Linked DNA regions of Homo sapiens: regions 2 and 3 are each linked to region 1. Evidence: read pairs that join two places in POLR2A ChIA-PET (ENCODE). Cell type or tissue: PC-9. All regions are shown on one strand. Each heading gives the region's core, and the rest is flanking DNA. Links, peaks and the distances in the headings are about the cores only.

Evidence for each region. Peaks named below come from ENCODE experiments on the same cell type or tissue, not always from the same donor. Only the 100,000 strongest peaks of a DNase experiment are listed, where the experiment ranks them.
Region 2: POLR2A ChIA-PET joins it to region 1 with 35 read pairs; 2 of 35 experiments call an interaction of 5 or more read pairs at or near these places.
Region 3: POLR2A ChIA-PET joins it to region 1 with 25 read pairs; 2 of 35 experiments call an interaction of 5 or more read pairs at or near these places.

The regions. Positions count from the first base shown.
Region 1 is chr3:170,305,228-170,311,200 of GRCh38, forward strand. PRKCI (protein kinase C iota) reads left to right here. Exons shown (of 18, transcript NM_002740.6): 18 at 1-750. Among named protein-coding and RNA genes, the nearest start is that of SKIL, 50 kb to the right of the region's middle. In PC-9, for the core only: CTCF peaks have their summits at 5,075 (motif pointing right) and 5,278; DNase peaks (open chromatin) are centred at 2,844 and 5,124; H3K27ac peaks cover 1,583 bases.
Region 2 is chr3:170,812,131-170,818,103 of GRCh38, forward strand. The region is part of intron 2 of LOC105374211 (a long non-coding RNA gene); the gene reads left to right. Among named protein-coding and RNA genes, the nearest start is that of RPL22L1, 55 kb to the right of the region's middle. RefSeq lists an enhancer at 5,463-5,973. In PC-9, for the core only: no CTCF peak of the experiment used is centred there; a DNase peak (open chromatin) is centred at 3,481; H3K4me3 peaks cover 277 bases.
Region 3 is chr3:170,619,348-170,625,320 of GRCh38, forward strand. The region is part of intron 2 of SLC7A14-AS1 (SLC7A14 antisense RNA 1); the gene reads left to right. Among named protein-coding and RNA genes, the nearest start is that of SLC7A14, 36 kb to the left of the region's middle. In PC-9, for the core only: no CTCF peak of the experiment used is centred there; no DNase peak of the experiment used is centred there.

The sequences.
Region 1 (5,973 bases), core at 311-5,310:
AGTTGGTTTAAAATGCACACTAGTGAGCCCACCTTAGACTTCTTTTGGGGCCTTCGACCTCACTTTGAGAAATACCTTCTTCAGGTTATTCTTTATGTTTGTCCTGTGGTTAAATATTAGAGTATTCATGATAAAACATTTTGAGAAGGGGTAAGCAGTGAGTTATTACCCACAATTTAAAGCAAATTTTGAATGAATCTTTAAGTTAGGTATCTACCTTCCCACCAGCCCCCCAAAAAACCTCTCAGTAGTTTCTTTCAGTGTACAAAATGATGAGCATTTTTCTATGATGAGGTTTTAACCATTATTCAGGGTGGTCTTTTGTTTTTAAATCTTTTTTTAACTAATAAGATTTACGGTGTGTATTTTATACAGAAATGCATTATAAATGTTTTTAATTGTGTTCTGTTTTTTGCAGTCTTTAAGTGCCATGCCAATTGTTCTTATATTCTATAGAAGTTCGCTCAAAATACTCAACAGGGGAATAGGCAGCGGACAGTCAGAATGGTTGGAATTTTGGCTTTCTAAGAAAAACTTTATTTTGCATAAGCATGTGGTCAGATCATTTTGTGCATATGCAGCCTGGATTGGATGTTAAGTAAATGCTTGTTCAGTGCCGGTACATTTACTTAAATCTGTTTTTATTTTTGTCATGTAGAATACTACTGTGGTCATCATAATGTAATCTATTTCTGTACCTTTTTTTTTTTTTTTTACTTTGAAGTCTTTAAATAAAATGTATAATACCCATTGAGAGTGGATCATTTTTCATATGTAGTATGTCAGAAATTTGTATAAGAACAAAGATGCATCAAAATTTGTTCAAGAAAAAGTGAAAATTTCAGAGTTTGGAATTTTGCTGTACTTAAAGCACCATTCTGGTAGAACTGATGCTGTCGTATTTACATTTAATAATGTTACATTTAGCTGGACATAGTGGCTCACACAGCACTTTGGGAGACTGAGGTGGGAGGATCACTTGACCCTAGGAGTTTGAGTTCAGCCTGGGCAATATAGTGAGACCCCATCTCTACATACAGAAAAATAAGAAATTAGCCAGGCATGCCGGCAAAGTGCCTATAGTCCCAGGAGGCTGAGGTGGGAAGACTGCTTGAGCCCAGGAGGTTGTGGCTGCAGTGAACTATGATCATGCCACTGCACTCCAGCTTGGGCAACAAAGTGAGACCCTGTCTCTCAAAAAATATTTAATGTTATATTTATTAATGTAGATATTATTAAAAATTAGGAATTAAAATATTCTCCATTGTTTTATTTATTTTAGCAACAGGGTCTCACTCAGTCACCCAGGCTAGAGTGCAGTGGCATGGTCATAGCTCACTAATAACCTTGAACTCATAGGCTCATGGGATCTCCAGCTTGGAGTAGCTGGGACTACAGGCATACACCACAGACACATGGCTACTTTTTTTTTTGGTAGAGATGAGGTCTCGCTATGTTGCCAAGGCTGGTCTCAAACTCCTGGGCTCAAGTGATCCACCCAATTTGGCCTTCCACCACCACACCCAAGCCTCTCCACTATATATATTTTTAACTCATCTTTCCATTCATCTCTTTTAATTGGAAAACAAATTAGTAAGACATCAGCTGATCATAGAATATTTTAACTGGTTTTAAAACTGAAGCAAGGCTGGACACAGTGGCTGACGCCTGTAATCCCTACACTTTGGGAGGCCGAGGCGGGTGGATCACCTGAGGTCAGGAGTTCGAGACCAGCCTGGTCAACATGATGAAACCCCGTCTCTACTAAAAATACAAAAAATTAGGTGGGCACCTGTAATCCCAGCTACTCAGGAGGCTGAGGCAAGAGAAGCTTGAACCTGGGAGGCAAAGATTGCAGTGAGCCGAGATCGCGCCGCTGCACTCCAGCCTGGGCAACAAGAGTGAAACTCTCAAAAAATAAATAGTGGGCGCGCTGGCTGACGCCTGTAATCCCAGCACTTTGGGAAGCCGAGGCGGGTGGATCAGGAGGTCAGGAGATCAAGACCATTCTGGCTAACACAGTGAAACCCTGTCTCTACTAAAAATACAAAAAAATTAGCCGGGTGTGGCGGTGTGCGCCTGTTGTCCCAGCTGCTGGGGAGACTGTGGCAGGAGAATGGCGTGAACCTGGGAGGCAGAGCTTGCAGTGATCCGAGATCGCGCCACTGCACTCCAACCTGGGTGACAGAGCAAGACTGTCTCAATAAATAAATAAGTAATAAATAAAACCGAAGCAAATTTAAAGATTCAGAACAGATTATCTCTTCATGCTTTACAGTAATCTAAAATCGAATATTTCTTCTTCAATTGTAACTAGTGTCCATATTGTAGCTAGTGTTTATATAAACAGTGTGAGTGCCTTTCTTTTTTCTTTTCTGTCTTTTTTTTTTTTTTTTTTTTTTTGGTAGAGGCAGGATCTCACTGTTGTCCAAGCTGGCCTTGAACTCCTCCATCTTTCTGCCTGAGCCTCTCAAAGCACTGGGATTACAGGCTTGAGCCACCATGCCCCATCTCTACTTCTTTTCTTGATTACAGGCATGAGCCACCGCACCCCGCCTTCCCAGATAGGATAAGTATTTTATCCTAATTTCAACTCTTGCTTAAAATGAAGTTCTAGGCAGTATTAAGAAAGTACTTTCCAGGCTATTCCCTGTATCACATCATAAATTTGGTGGTTTTCTGTGAGTGAGTAAATCCTAAAACAGACTCCACAGAGGAACTTGAAGCTTTAGGGAAATTTTTCATTAAGGCATTCCATCACTGGGATAACCAGTTTCTCCCCGAAAGGTACAACCAATCTCCAGTCCTTGAAATTCAACAGCTTGCTTTGTGGACAATGGCTAACAATGAGTCATTTGGTCTATCTGAAGGTCTCCTTTCCTAGATTTGCTCTTGTTTACTCTAGGACTTAAGGATCACTTAAGAACCAGATGGCTGGGTGCAGTGGATGACGCCTGTAATCCCAGCACTTTGGGAGGCCAAAGCGGGTGGATTGCTTGAGACCAGGAGTTCGAGACCAGCCTGGGCAACATAGTGAAACAACCGTCTCTACAATTTGCTGGGCGTGGTGGCATATTCCTGTCATCCCAGCTGCTCGGGAGGCTGAGGTGGGAGGATTGCGTCAGCCCTGGAGGGTGAGGCTGCAGTGAGCCCTCGAGTCTGGGTGACAAAGCAAGACACTTGTCTCAAAAAATAAAAATCTGAATAGTTTATATCCCTAGCTTATTCCAGAATATACTGGAATTTACTGTGCACGATGCTAAATAAGGCTAATAAAAACAACCTCTGCCCTTGATGTTAAACGTAGAAAACAGACATACTGAGATGTTCATCTCCACAATGAATAGTCCAGTGACAAAAGCCAAATAAATGCATGAAAATATACATTATGTAATCATGATGGTTCACTAATGAAACTTATAGGAATTTTATTTAACATTCTTTTGTAATTAATGCTGGACATTTTTCAGGTTTATGGTAGATTCCACAGCTTTCTGGGTTTATATATACACAATAAGAATAGAATCTTTAGATCAATCTCTTAACATACACACTATGAGATTGTTTTTGGCTTTTGTGCTGAGAAATATGAATTGGATTTTGCCTGGGAATGGGAGAGCAGATTGTCAGCTGCTTCTGCTTAGATTAGATCTTTTACAGTCCATCTCTGAAATTTATAATTAAAATGAATCCAGCTCAGAATTTAAGAGTGATTTTTGTGGCAGTGCGATTCACTTTCATGTAACTTGTGCCTTACTGGTGTTGACATTTTATTTTTACTCCAATTACTATTTTTAGTATTTGTATGGATAAACAAATTATAAGTACCTAAGAATTAGTGGCTGTTTAATGTGATCTTTTACAAGATATCTGAAAATGAAAGCCCATGCCAGATGGATTCACTAGACTTGAGAGGGTTAAGTTTTCATCAACAATTTAGCTGGTCAGAAGCAAATTCCAATTGTTTAAGAAAGAGCCTGTTGAAACGCTCTAGCAAAATTTTTGAAAATTTAGATGCTTTGTTTTTTCCATAAAAGGGAAGTGCTGGGTGGTTTCTAGAGGTAGTGCCACATAACCAGATTTAAAACTTGCATGAGATAAACTATCTGCAATGTGGGTGGCTACACTTGATGATTTTTACATTATTCATAATATATTTAGGAATAAAAACATGCAAAGGAACTTAAATACAGAAAATACAGAAATTTAGCTCACATTTTACGGCCTTTTACAGAAAATTTTTAAGAAAAAAAATTTTTGAGGCAGTAGATTTTTATTTAAACAGCCAGATTTTTTCTTTTTCTTTTTCTTTTTTCTTTTTTTTTTTTTCTTTTTTTTTTTTTTTTGAGACAGTAGTCTTGCTCTGTCACCCAAGCTGGAGTGCAGTGGTACGATCTCAGCTCACTGCAACCTCCGCCTCCCAGGTTCAGGTGATTCTCATGCTTCAGCCTCCCGAGTAGCTGGGATTACAGGAGTGTGCTACCACCCCCGCCTAATTTTTGTGTTTTTAGTAGAGACGGGATTTTACCATGTTGGCCAGGCTGGTCTTGAATTCCTGACCTCAAGTGATCCACCGCCTCGGCCTCCCAAAGTGCTGGGATTACAGGTGTGAGCTCCCGCACCCAGCTCAGATTTTTCAATTTAAAGATCATGAAAGAACATGCATTTATGTACAGTTTGGCTCAAGTTTATCCAGTTAGAAAGTATTCATTTTCTAACAGGGAAATTTGAATCAGCATGCTAAAGACTTGCTATCTTCCTAGATTATTTTATGTTTTAAATTTTAATTTATGTATTTATTGAGGGCCTTATAATGTGTCTAGCACTATGCTGATTCTGTAGGATTTGGGAAAATGTTAAATAATTTTTTGTGACAGACGGAATAAATGCATTTCAGAAAAGTTGGCTTAAAGTTTAAAAAAAAGGCCTGTGTGTATGTTATTCCTTTACTTAGAAGATATTTCCCATGATCAAAATAAAAATGAATGTTCTCCCCCAATAGTGGGGAGTACGTGGTAAGGCAGCGGGGTAGGCCTGGTGGACTGCAGTGTGCCTGGTTGGCAGAATACTGATTCTATCTGCTTCACCACCACCAGGGGCCAGTCTCTTGCTATAATGAAGGTCAGAGTTACCAGCACCATAGCCCTCTGGAGGAGCCAGTGTATTCACTACAGGCCGGTTACCTAGAGGTTCCAGGATTTTATCAGTGCTGATCATGTGTATTTTAATTTTACGGAACTATTAAAAGTCAATATACCGGCCGGGCGCGGTGGCTCACGCCTGTAATCCCAGCCCTTTGGGAGGCCGAGGCTGGCGGATTCCTTGAGGTCAGGGGTTTGAGACCAGCCTGGCTAACGTGGTTAAACCTCGTCTCTACAAAAATACAAAAACTATCCGGGTGTGGTGGTGCATGCCTTTTATCCCAGCTGCTTGGGAGGCCGAGGCAGGAGAATCGCTTGAACTGGGGAGATAGAGGTTGCAATAAGCTGAGATTGCACCACTGCACTCCAAACTGGGCGAGAGGGCGAAACTCCGTCTCAAAAAAAAAAAAAAAAAAAGAAGTCAATATACCCTTTGAACTGTTATTCAGAACGCTCTAATATGTTATCAGGGAACCTGGAAGGTTTTGTACTAGAATTGCTCTGCCCACTTTAACCATTCTGGATGTTAGAACTTCCATATAAATTAAACACAAATAGGGCCTGTTAAGTGCCAGGCACTGGAGATTCATCAAGCAAGAGTCTAATTGTGTCATGTTTCATCTGTGAAGAATACTTTCAGTTGAAAATAAAACCAGGGCTGCTTTTGGTCATTAAGACACAAAGGAATTCAATTAAAACAAAATCCAGGAAATTATCCACATTCTTCAGTTGTAAACTTTTTTTATTTTTTTTATTTTTTGAGACGAAGTCTCGCTCTGTCTCCAGAGTACAGTGGTGCGATCTCGGCTTACTGCAACCTCTGCCTCCCAGG
Region 2 (5,973 bases), core at 613-5,612, 510 kb after region 1:
AATGAGAAACCATGAGTGCCCCCTAGTGGTTCAATGGCCGTAATTGCACTCCCCAGCTTTTTGTTTGCCTAATTACTAAGTTTTACCAGCAGGGTTGCAGCCAAGTTCAAGTGTCAAGTTCAAGAACATTTTTGTACTGCCATGTGGTGATTCTGTTGCAGCTAATAAAGAGCTTAAAAGTCTTTGGGTCTGTGAAGCATAATCTCAGCTTTTTCTGTTTGGCGGATCTTCTTAGGTTCTCCTTGGTTCTGCACAGCTGATAATGTGAGAGGGGTTGCTGCTCTCCTCTTGCCGCAACCCCCACCCCAGGCCTTCTCACTCCCAAAACCTACCAAAACGTACCAAGCTGCCTCTTTGAATCTGCTGGCGTGGTAAGGGGAATGGTGTGGCGCATGTGAAAGAGATTGTCCCAAATGGGCAGAACCTTGGGACCCCAGCAAAATCCTGTGTTTAAGTTCTGGCCCAATTGCCAAAGTTCATCCCCAGTTCTTGTTTCAGACTAGCTCAGAAATTCGTCTCATTGATCCCTTTAAGGGCTTTTGTATGCGACTCTGCCACATCAAGAAAATAGCTCTACTACCACCCACTCAGAATATTTGCAGAATTTGCTTTCTTGAGATACGATCATAGCAAAAGCCATGCAGGAATCCCCACTTACCACAGAGGTCCATTTCCAGACATCTCATTGTGACCCCACTCCTCTGATGGCTGCAGACTCAGTCCCCAGAGGAGGAGCTCCTTGAGGCAGGGGTTGAAACATTTTTATAAATTATTATCCCCAGCATGTGGCACAGGGCCCAACATGTAGTAGGTGATCACAAAATTTTCTGTCAGGGAAAGCGTTAAAGTACTGAACTACTCTCCCAGTCCCCAAGCCCATTCTGATGTTAAACTCCTAATTCCCAATGTGACTGTTTTTGGAGTTCAAGCCTTTAGGGAGGTAATTAAGATTAAGTGAGGTCCTAAGGGTTGGTCTATAATCTGAAGGACTGGGGTTCTTATAGGAAGGAGAAGAGACACCAGAAATTTCTTTCCTTGCGTGCTCACAGAAAAAGGGTTATGTGAGGACACAGGAATAAAGTGGCTGTCTACAAAGAACAGGAAGAGAGGCCTTACCAGAAACCAACCTGATCACACCATGATCTTGGACTTCCAACCTCCAGAACTGTGAGAAAACACATTTCTGTTGTTTAAGCCATCCAGTCTCTGGTATTTTGTTAATGGCAGCCCTAGCAAACTAATACAGAAAGGGAAGCTCTTTAATGAGATTCCTGCAACCAGACCATGGCACAGTTCTAAATTCCAAAGAAGGAGGGAGGACAGACACTAACACGTGTTGAGAGCTGACGGATGTGGCAGCACTGAAGCAGCTGTTCCTGGAAATTCACCAGTTGTCTTCTGATCTAAAAACACTCCTGGGGAAGCTCGTGAATACCCACGGGTGAAGTGTTTTCCCCTGTACTATTCTCCCTACTAGCCATTCCCCAGTGCCTGGCTTTCAGTGATCTCTGGGTATGTGAACTCGAAACCAGCATTTCAGTAGGGAAGATGTAGTCAGGCAGAAGAACGTGCTCCTGTCTACCCAAGTGATGCTCCTAAGTGTCTCCATGAATGTCTATGAGTACCCAGGAATGAATGTTGTGTTTCTCATCCTGCATTGGATTTTACAGCCTTCATTAAATTTTGACCAACAAAATTGAGTGAGAAAAATCAGGCTTCCTGCAAGGAATGAGCTAAAACCAGTGTCGGGTTCTCACTGTGAACCTTGCATTTCCCTTTAATAACAGACATCAGACCACCTGCAAAAACATTACGTCTCACTAAGCCAGGTAAGAGTGAAACTAGAGAAAAGTAGAGGAAATGCCTTAAGTCAAAGTTTTGATTTGTAAATCTTAGAGGAGGACATGAAGCCCATGGATAAGCAATAGACTGGAAGAGTACAAAATGATACAAGAGGCAGTTTGCCTACCCCAGAGGAACAGATCCCCTGCGTAGAAAAGAATAGCACTGAGGAAGGGCTTTATGTCCTACCCATTCCTCCTCTAGCCCCCAGCCATTCTTAGAGAAGGGAGAGGTGGCAAAAAAAACTCATAAGAAAGTTTGAGATATCTAAGAATAGAAGCTTTGGGGCATGTGACTGAAGTTCAGGAGGGCAGCAGCCATTATGCAGCTTCCCCAAATGTAACTTAAAGAATGGCTGCAAAGACTATCCAGGCAGACAAGGCTGAGGTGATCTCATGGAGTTCCCTCGGAGGCTCATGGAGCAGCCAGTTATTTCCCAGAGGGGCTTAGAAGTCTAGAGAGAGAGCCGAGCCCAAAAAAGCTTAGTCTGTTCAGCCAATTCCCTTGGTGACCTAATGGGAATCAGAGCACACTAGCAAGGACAATGTCAGTGATGAAGGCTACAGGGACTTTATGCCCTCCGTGGCCTCTCTCTATTCAGTCCAGTGCCACCTGAAAGCTTCTTGGAATTTACCTGCAATGCTGGATAAAGAATTGGGGTCCTACATTAGCTGTCCCCAGAACCACCATACACAGAAATGCATACTATTCACTGCACAGGGACCCCTAGCTTAAGAAGCAGGTGTAGGCAGAAATCTAGTTTGTGTTGGCGCGGGGCTGCACCCTCCTGGAAGGGGATCTTTTTCTAATTTGCACAATGATGCCATAGGTTAGTGGCAGCTTGACTGAGCAAAACTTGATTTGACAGAGGTCCCTCTGAAGTGACTGAAAAGTTTTCACCACAAGCAGATTGAGGAACTAAGTAGAAATTAAGTTGGCGTATGAAAGAATAAAGTTAATGTCTCTTGCACATCTGAGTCTGTGGCCTGAGATTTATGACCACTATAAAGAAAAATATGAAGAAACCAACTCCTCCTCAAAAGAATGCATCTCTCTCTCTCTCTGTCTCTCTCTCTCTCTCTGCCTCTCTCTCTCTCTGGATGGCCTCACTCTCTTGCCCAGGCTGGAGTAAAGTGGCGTGATCACAGCTCACTGCAGCTTCAATCTCCTGGGTTCAAGCAATCCTCCCAACTCCCAGCTTCCCGAGTAGCTGGGACTACAGACACAGCACCACATCTGGCTAACTTTTTTTGTAGAGATGGGGTTTTGCCATGTTGCCCTGGTCTTGAATTCCTGGACTCAAGCCATCCACCTGCTTCGCCTTCCAAAGTGCTGGGATTATAGGCCTGAGCCATTGGACCCAGCTCAATTTTTATAATGATTAATATTTTGGTATATTTTCTTCCAGTCTTTTTCTGTATGCATTTTTCCATAGTTAATAACACATAGAACCTACAACTTGGTATCATGAATTTTCTGCTTAAAACTGTATCACAGGGGAAATCATGTAGACCAGGGGTCGCCAACCCCCGGGCCGAGGACTTTTACCAGTCTGTGGCCTGTTAGGAACCACACGGCACAGCAGGAGGTGAGCGGCAGGCAAGCTTCATCTGTGTTTACAGTCACTCCCGTGGCTCATATTACCACCTGAGCTCCGCCTCCTGTCAGATCAGCAGCGGCATTAGATTTTCATAGAGCAGGAGCTCTACTGTGAACTGTGCATGGGAGGGATCTAGGTTGTGTGCTCCTTATGAGACTCTAATGCCTCATGATCTGAGGTGGGACAGTTTCATCCTGAAACAATCCCCCATCTGCCTCTCCATCCATCGAAAAATTATCTTCCATGAAACCAGTCCCTGGTGCCAAAAAGTTTGGGCACCACTGACACAGATGGTAGATCTTGACCTCATCTGTATTTTTGAAACATCTGAGTTACTTACACAAGTGCTATGCCCCATGGCCACATCCCAGAGCAATAGAATGCCACCATTAACATGCCAAACTTAACCAAACTTAACATGCCACCAGAATCACTAACTTAAGGCACAGATGTATTCAGAGTTGAGAAGTTGCCTGAGGACTGAATCTTTGAGACTCCTTACTCAGATAGGTACAAATATTAATGTGATGTAAATCACGTGGGGATGGTGCTCAAATGCTGATGCTGATTCAGCAGCGCTAGGGCCTGAGATTCTACATTTCTCACATGCTCGAAGTTGATGTTGCTGGCCAGTGGGAGGACTGCATTTTGAGTACCATGGGCTCAGAGGTCCAGAAGATGAAAAAGCAGCAGAAAGATAATTTCTACTAAATTTCTACTAAAGCATTTTCCAAGTCATTACAAACTATTTTTTAACTATTGTTTTTAATATTTAGATATTTCATAGAATAAATAGACCACATTTTTTCTCTTAAACATTTCCTACTGTTGGCCATTTAAATTGTTTTCAATTTTGCTGTTGTAACTAAGGAAGGAGAAACCTCTTTGTGCATACTTCTTTGTCCTCAACTTTTAAATGAGAAACTAATAAAGGAAAATGATGAGTAGTGGAGCAGGCCCCAGAGTAACACACCCCTGAAGGCCTGACTTCCCTTCCAACATGTGCCAGTGTTACTGTGTCCTCAGGCAAGCTAAGCAATGTTTCTTCACCTCAGTTTTCTTTGCTACAAAATGGGCTTTTTCTTTTCTCATATCCTTGAAATAAAGGGCGTTCATAAAATTATCTGCAACTCAGAACTCCCTCTGTGGAGCTACCGTGTTATTTTTTTGTCACAGCTCAGGGACAATGACCAGGTATGCCAATGGTAATTGCTGGGGCCACCCTCCCCCAAAGCCAACCCAATACAGAACTGCTGATGCCACAGTCATAAACAAACCCTAGGATGTGGCCCACCCTTCAGTGTTTGGATTTCAGTGCCAGGGGTAAGAAATATGAAAGACATGGAAAGAAGCAGCTGCGTTCCAAGACACTCCTTCAGATAAAGTTTCCTTTAAAACATTTTTACCATTCTTCATCAATATTTATAAAGAGATGAATAGATACAGCCACATTCCTCCTGGGCTGTGTCTCAGACACACCTATAATATCTGATCAAAATACAACTATTGTTTGTTGGTTCGGGGAGCACTTTTATTGGCAAGCTTCTTTGAAAATGAGGAGCCAAGTCAGCCCCATGTAGCAAAAAAATAAAATCAAAATCAGTTACATGAGTACAAAAAGATGGATGTAATTTTTTAAGGGCAACATGATGTGGCAGAAAGAGCATGGAATTTAGATTCCTGGATGTGATTCTCAAATTGGTCTCTTGCTGCTAGAGACTCAGAGCAAGTTAATTCACCACTTTGAGCTTCAGTTTCTTCTTCGGGGGGGTATGATGAAAGTTATTATAAACACAGAGAGAATCAGCTTTTCTAGAAAGAGTTCATTGATGTATCTGGCCTCTCAAGCAGGCAGAATGTTAGTTAATACTTGCCAACCTGTTGAGGTATCATGGACCCTTAAGGTTTCATCCAGTATTCATGGTTTAATCTTTGGGAAACACCATGAAGGACACCTAGCTTCTAAATAAGTCTCCCACTAGGTCCCACATGGCAACTGGAATTCCCAAATGACTTCCCTTTTGGGTTAAGGGGGGTGGTTCTCAGTGTGAAGAGACCACCAAACAGGCTTTGTGTGAGCAACATGGCTGTTTATTTCACCTGGGTGCAGGCAGGCTGAGTTCGAAAAGAGAGTCAGAGAAAGGAGATAAGGGTATAGCCATTTTATAGGATTTGGGTAGATAAAGGAAAATTACAGTCAAAGGGGGGTTGTTCTCTGGCGGGCAAAGTGGGGGTCACAAGGTGCTCAGTAGGGGAGCTTTTGAGCCAGGATGAGCCAGGAGAAGGAATTTCACAAGACAATGTCATCAGTTAAGGCAGGAACAGGCCATTTTCACTTCTTTTGTGGTGGAATGTCATCAGTTAAGGCAGGAACCAGCCATCTGGGTGTGTACCTGCAGGTCACAGGGGATATGATGGCTTAGCTTGGGCTCAGAGGCCTGACATTCCTGTCTTCTTATGTTAATAAGAAAAATAAAATGAAATAGTGGTAAAGTGTTGGGATGGTGAAAATTTTTGGGGGTGGTGTGGAG
Region 3 (5,973 bases), core at 613-5,612, 310 kb after region 1:
GTTAGCTCTTCTTGCTGCATTGATCCCTTTACGATTATGTAATGCCCTTCTTTGCCTTTTTTTTTTATCTTTGTTGGTTTAAAGTCTGTTTTATCAGAGACTAGGATTGCAATCCCTGCTTTTTTTGCTTTCCATTTTCTTGGTAAATATTCCTTCATCCCTTTATTTTGAGCCTATGTGTGTCTTTGCATGTGAGATGGGTCTCCTGAATACAGCACACTGATGTGTCTTAACTCTTTATCCAATTTGCCAGTCGGTGTCTTTTAACTGGGGCACTTAGCACATTTACATTTAAGGTTAATATTGTTATGTGTGAATTTGATCCTGTCATTATGATGCTAGCTGGTTATTTTACCCATTAGTTGATGCAGTTTCTTTATAGTGTCGATGGTCTTTACATTTTGGTATGTTTTTGCCATGGCTGGGACCAGTTTTTCCTTTCCATATTTAGTGCCTTCTTCAGTAGCTCTTGTAAGGCCGGCCTGGTAGTGACAAAATCCCTCAGCATTTGCTTGTCTGTAAAGGATTTTATTTCTCCTTTGCTTATGAAGCTTAGTTTGGCTGCATATGAAATTCTGGGTTGAAAATTCTTTTCTTTAAGAATGTTAAATATTGACCCCCACTCTCTTCTGGCTTGTAGAGTTTCTTCAGAGAGATCCACTGTTAGTCTGATGGGCTTCCCTTTGTGGGTGACCCGACCTTTTTCTCTGGCTGCCCTTAACATTTTTTCCTTCATTTCAACCTTGGTAAATCTGACGATTATGTGTTTTGGGGTTGCTCTTATCGAGGAATATCTTTGTGGTGTTCTCTGTATTTCCTGAATTTGAATGTTAGCCTGTCTTGCTAGGTTGGGGAAGTTCTGCTGGATAATATCCCGAAGTGTGTTTTCCAACTTGGTTCCATTCTCCCCATCACATTCAGGTACACCAATCAAACGTAGGTTTGGTCTTTTCACATAGTCCCATATTTCTTGGAGGCTTTGTTCATTCCTTTTCATTCTTTTTTTTCTCTAATCTTGTCTTTATTTCATTAAGTTGATCTTTATTTCATTAAGTTGATCTTCTCTGATATCCTTTCTTCTGCTTGATTGATTTGGCTATTGATACTTGTGTATGCTTCATGAAGTTCTTGTGCTGTGTTTTTCAGCACCATCAGGTCATTTATGTTCTTCTCTAAACTGGTTATTCTATTTAGCAGTTCCTGTAACCTTTTATCAAGGTTCTTAGCTTCTTTGCATTGGGTTAGAACACGCTCCTTAGATCGGAGGAGTTTGTTATTACCCACCTTCTGAAACCTACTTCTGTCATTTCATCAAGCTCATTTTCCATCCAGTTTTGTTCCCTTGCTGGTGAGGAGTTGTGATCCTTTGGAGGAGAAGAGGCATTCTGGTTTTTGGAATTTTCAGCCTTTTTGTGCTAGTTTTGCCTCATCTTTGTGGATTATCTACCTATAGTCTTTGATTTTGGTGACCTTCAGATGGGGTTTTTGCGTGGGCATGCTTTTTGTTGATGTTGATGCTAATGCTTTCTGTTTGTTAGTTTTCTTTGTAACAGTCAGGTCCCTCTTCTGCAGGTCTGCTGGAGTTTGCTGGAGGTCCACTCCAGACCTGTTTGCCTGGGTATCACCAGCAGAGGCTGCAGAACAGCAAAGATTGCTGCCTGCTCCTTCCTCTGGAAGCTTCGTCCCAGAGGGGCACCTGCCAGATGCCAGCTGGAGCTCTCTTGTATGAAGTGTCCGTCAACTCCTGCTGGGAGGTGTCTTCCAGTCAGGAAGCACGGGGATCAGGGACCCACTTGAGGAGGCAGTCTGTCCCTTAGCAGAGCTTGAGCACTGTGCTGGGAGATCCGCTGCTCTCTTCAGAACTGGCAGGCAGGAACCTTTAAGCCTGCTGAAGCTGTTCTCCCAGCCGCCCCTTTCCCCAGGTGCTCTGTCCCAGGGAGATGGGAGATTTATCTATATGTCCCTGACTGGGGCTACTGCCTTCCTTTCAGAGATGCCCTTCCCACAGAAGAGGAATCTAGTGAGGCAGTCTGGCTACAGTAGCTTTGTCATGCTGTCGTGGGTTCCGCACCCAGTCTGAACTTCCTGGTGGCTTTGTTTACACTGTGAGGGGAAAGCCGCCTACTCAAGCCTCCGTAATGGTGGATGCTCCTCCCCCTACCAAGCTCCAGCATCTCAGTTTGATTTCAGATTACTGTGCAGGCAGTGAGCATTTCAAGCCAGTTGATCTTAGCTTGCTGGGCTCCATGGTGGTGGGATCCACTGAGCAAGATCACTCGGCTCCCTGGCTTCAGCCCTCTTTCCAGGGGAGTGAACGGTTCTGTCTCACTGGCATTCCTGGCACCACTGGGGTATGAAAAAAGAACTCCTGCAGCTAGCTTGGTGTCTGCCCAAACGGCTGCCCAGTTTTGTGCTTGAAACCCAGGGCCCTGGTGGTGTAGGTGCCAGAGAGAATCTTCTGGTCTACAGGTTGAGAAGACTGTGGGAAAAGCATAGTATCTGGGCCAGATAGCACCATCCCTCATGGCACAGTCCCTCACTGCTTCCCCTGGCTAGGGGAACATAATACTCTATTTTAAACCTGTATTTTATTTAATCATCCTATCATCATCTCCAGGTGTACATCATCATTTTTACATCACAGTAATTTGCCACAGGACACAGAGTAAGTGGCTGTAGTAAGTTGTATTATTGCTCAATCTATTTGCTATTTGGGAGTGTGTTAAATATCCCTGCTTTGGGCCGGGCGTGGTGGCTCATGCCTGTAATCCCAGCACTTTGGGAGGCCGAGGTGGGTGGATCACGAGGTCACGAGATCGAGACCAGCCTGATCAACATGGTGAAACCCCGTCTCTACTAAAAATAGAAAAATTAGCTGGGCGTGGTGGCACATGCCTGTAATCCCAGCTACTCGGAAGGCTGAGGCAGGAGAATTGCTTGAACCTGGGAAGCGGAGGTTGCAGTGAGCCGAGATTGCGCCACTGCACTCCAACCTGGTGACGGAGCAAGACTCCATCTCAAAAAAAAAAAAAAAAAAAAAATCCCTGCTTTTTTGGGGTCAGGCTTGGCCATATGATTTGTTTTGTCCATAAAATATAAATGGAAGTGATGTGAGCAGAAACTTTAAAAGCCAACATATGATTCCATTGTCTTTTTTTCTATTTCACAAGATCAATTTCCCAGATACTGGCTGCTCCTTTAGTCTGGGTCTGGAGATAATGACCACAGGGAAGACAGATGCAGCTGATATGTAGCCTGAGTGAGAAATAAACCTTTGCTATTCCAAGCCACTGAGATTTGGGGTTGTTTGTTACCACATCATGCCATAGCCTAAGTTGATTAGTACAGTAGCAAAGACAGGATTCTGACTCCAAAGCCCATGACTTTTCCTTCATAACACTCTACCTTCCAGTGGGAAAGACACAGAGGCTTAAACACTGTTTGTGCAGCATGTGGCATCTCCTCCCTCCTTTTACATATGCTAGTGAGAGCTTACGAAAGTGTCAGGAGAGTACAGTCAGCCCAGAGGACTTCTGTCTAACCATGAATGCTGGGTTCATGTAAACTGCACAGCAGATCTGACTCCCCAGGGTTCGTGTCAGCCTCTCCCTTCTTAGAAGCACTGAAGCAGGGGAGGGAGGGGCACAGTGATGACAGTGATGAGTTCCATATGTCTCAAGTGCTTTCCAGATGCGCCCTCTGGCTCAGCTTAGTGGGAGCTGGTGCCATCTGGTAGACAAGCACGGAGACTGTGAGTAGGGGGCCAGCCTTCCAGATCCAGTGTCCTCCCCACCTCGGGAGTAACTGGGAAGTCCCTGATCCCAGATAGGAAGTGGATACTTCCCTGTAGGAAGAGGAAAGGTCCAAGAGCCCCTCGTTCAAAACCAGATAGGTGTTCTTTGAGTGAAAAGCAAGCTGGACCTTGAGGCCAAATAAAATTTTGCTATTTAGAATGACTGGTTAAGTTGGAAAAACAAACAAGCAAATAAACCTCTGCAAGAAGGTAAATTAATCTAAAAAGTGGTCTAATCTTTCTTTTGTTAAAAAAAAAAAAAGATAGCCAGGCATGGTGGCAGGCACCTGTAATCTCAGCTACTCAGGAGACTGAGGCAGGAAAATCGCTTGAACCTGGGAGGTGGAGGTTGCAGTGAGCTGAGATCACACCACTGCACTCCAGCCTGGGCTACAGAGCAAAACTCTGTAAAAACAAACAAAAAAAAATCTATGGTGTTTTTCTTCTGTGGATTTAAACTGAGAAAATGGAGCTGACAATCCCTTTCTTTATTTAGATTTTCCCCTAGGATTTTGTGTTGCAGGGGAATATACCGGTCTAGGTCTATGTCAATGACCTGGGTCAATGACCTGGGGAATTGTTTTGGAGTCACTCTTGGTATTTGTTGCAGGGCCTAGGCAATCATGGAGCAGCTACAGCTGCCTCTGGCAGAGAGCAGTATGGATTGACTCTGCAGTTGTAATGTGACTGCAACCCCATTTGAGGAAAGGGTATTTGTTGTAGTCAACCTGCAGGTCACTAGGTCCATACTTTGCTTAGCTTTTAAACTGTCTTTGTATCATGACTTGAGTAGCTGATTGACACTTGAGTTTCTTGGGTCTCTTTCTTGTGTTCTGGAATTCAGTGTACCATCTTGTTCTGTTTTATGATTAATCTTTTTGAGAGGCCTACAAAACAGATATATCACAAGTAGGAAAATTAAAAGCAAACACTGATTTATAAACAGTTCACAAAAAATCAAGAGGATACAGAAATTCCCTTTGTTCCATGATATATATTTGTTTCCCTCATGACATGGCTCCTCATTTTACCATCAGAGGGTACAAAAGCATCTTCTTAGCTCCAAGATACCTAACAGTTACAGTATACTTGACCAATTGACCAGCTTCAATGGACCCCTTTTTCCTTTGAGTTCTTTACTTTGTTTAGTTCTCCATTGTAGTAATAGCCAACATTTAAAGAGGCCTTTACTGCTCGAAAATGCTTTTACATACATTGACAAAGAGGCCCTCACAATGCCTTTGGAGCCGGTTGAACTGAATATTATTAGGTGCCCCTGTAAAGAGTGGGTCATAGAATGGTTTCACCACCATTTTTATGGATCTGGGAGATTAGGGACCATGTCAATTTGTTGTGGTTGTTGATCATGCGTTCTTTTACCACTAAAATGAAGAACAGAAAGGGACAAAAATGAGGAAAGAAGTAAGAGGAGGAGAAAATGGGAAAGAAGAAGACAGGTCATTGTGTTAAAATAACAAGTAAAACAGTTAACAGCTGGAAGCTCCAATTGGCTGGACTGAGGGCTGCAGAAGGCTGACAAGGTGGTTCCTTTTTTTTTTTGATCTATCTCAAGCCCACAAATGGCCCAAGTACATCGTTGGAGCTCTCAATTCAAAATTTGCTGCATGAACTGATGAATAGAGATGACTTAACAATGCTTCCTTCTGGATGGAGGAATTTTAGCATTTTTACATGTATAGGTCCCACTCACCTGTTCTTTTCAAAACATGATTGGTAACAAATAAAACATTCAAACAATCTAATTTTCTCCTGCCTAGACAATTTCAAACGCATTAGGAATAATATTTTTCACCAGATTGATTAAATTAATAGATTGCTTTAGTGTCATGTCTGCCATATTATAATTTGCTGAACTAATTGTTTTTCCAAATCAAAAGCAGACAGGCCCCTTGCCCTATGCACAGTAACTATGGCAAAAACTAACTAGTGGTTTTGTCCTCATGTATTCCTGACTTTTATTTTTTTAAATAGGAGATTGTGCCTGGGAAATTGCCACTGCCCTAGAAAATCTCAGCTCATTACTTTCTGTATTATTATTCACTTTGACATTTGTTTGCTACCTTTAAAGTTGCTGGGGTTTTTTTTTTTTTTTTGACTCAAGAATGTATGGCTTAGCTCACGACTAAACTGAAAATTCCTCAAGAATAATATGGACTGAA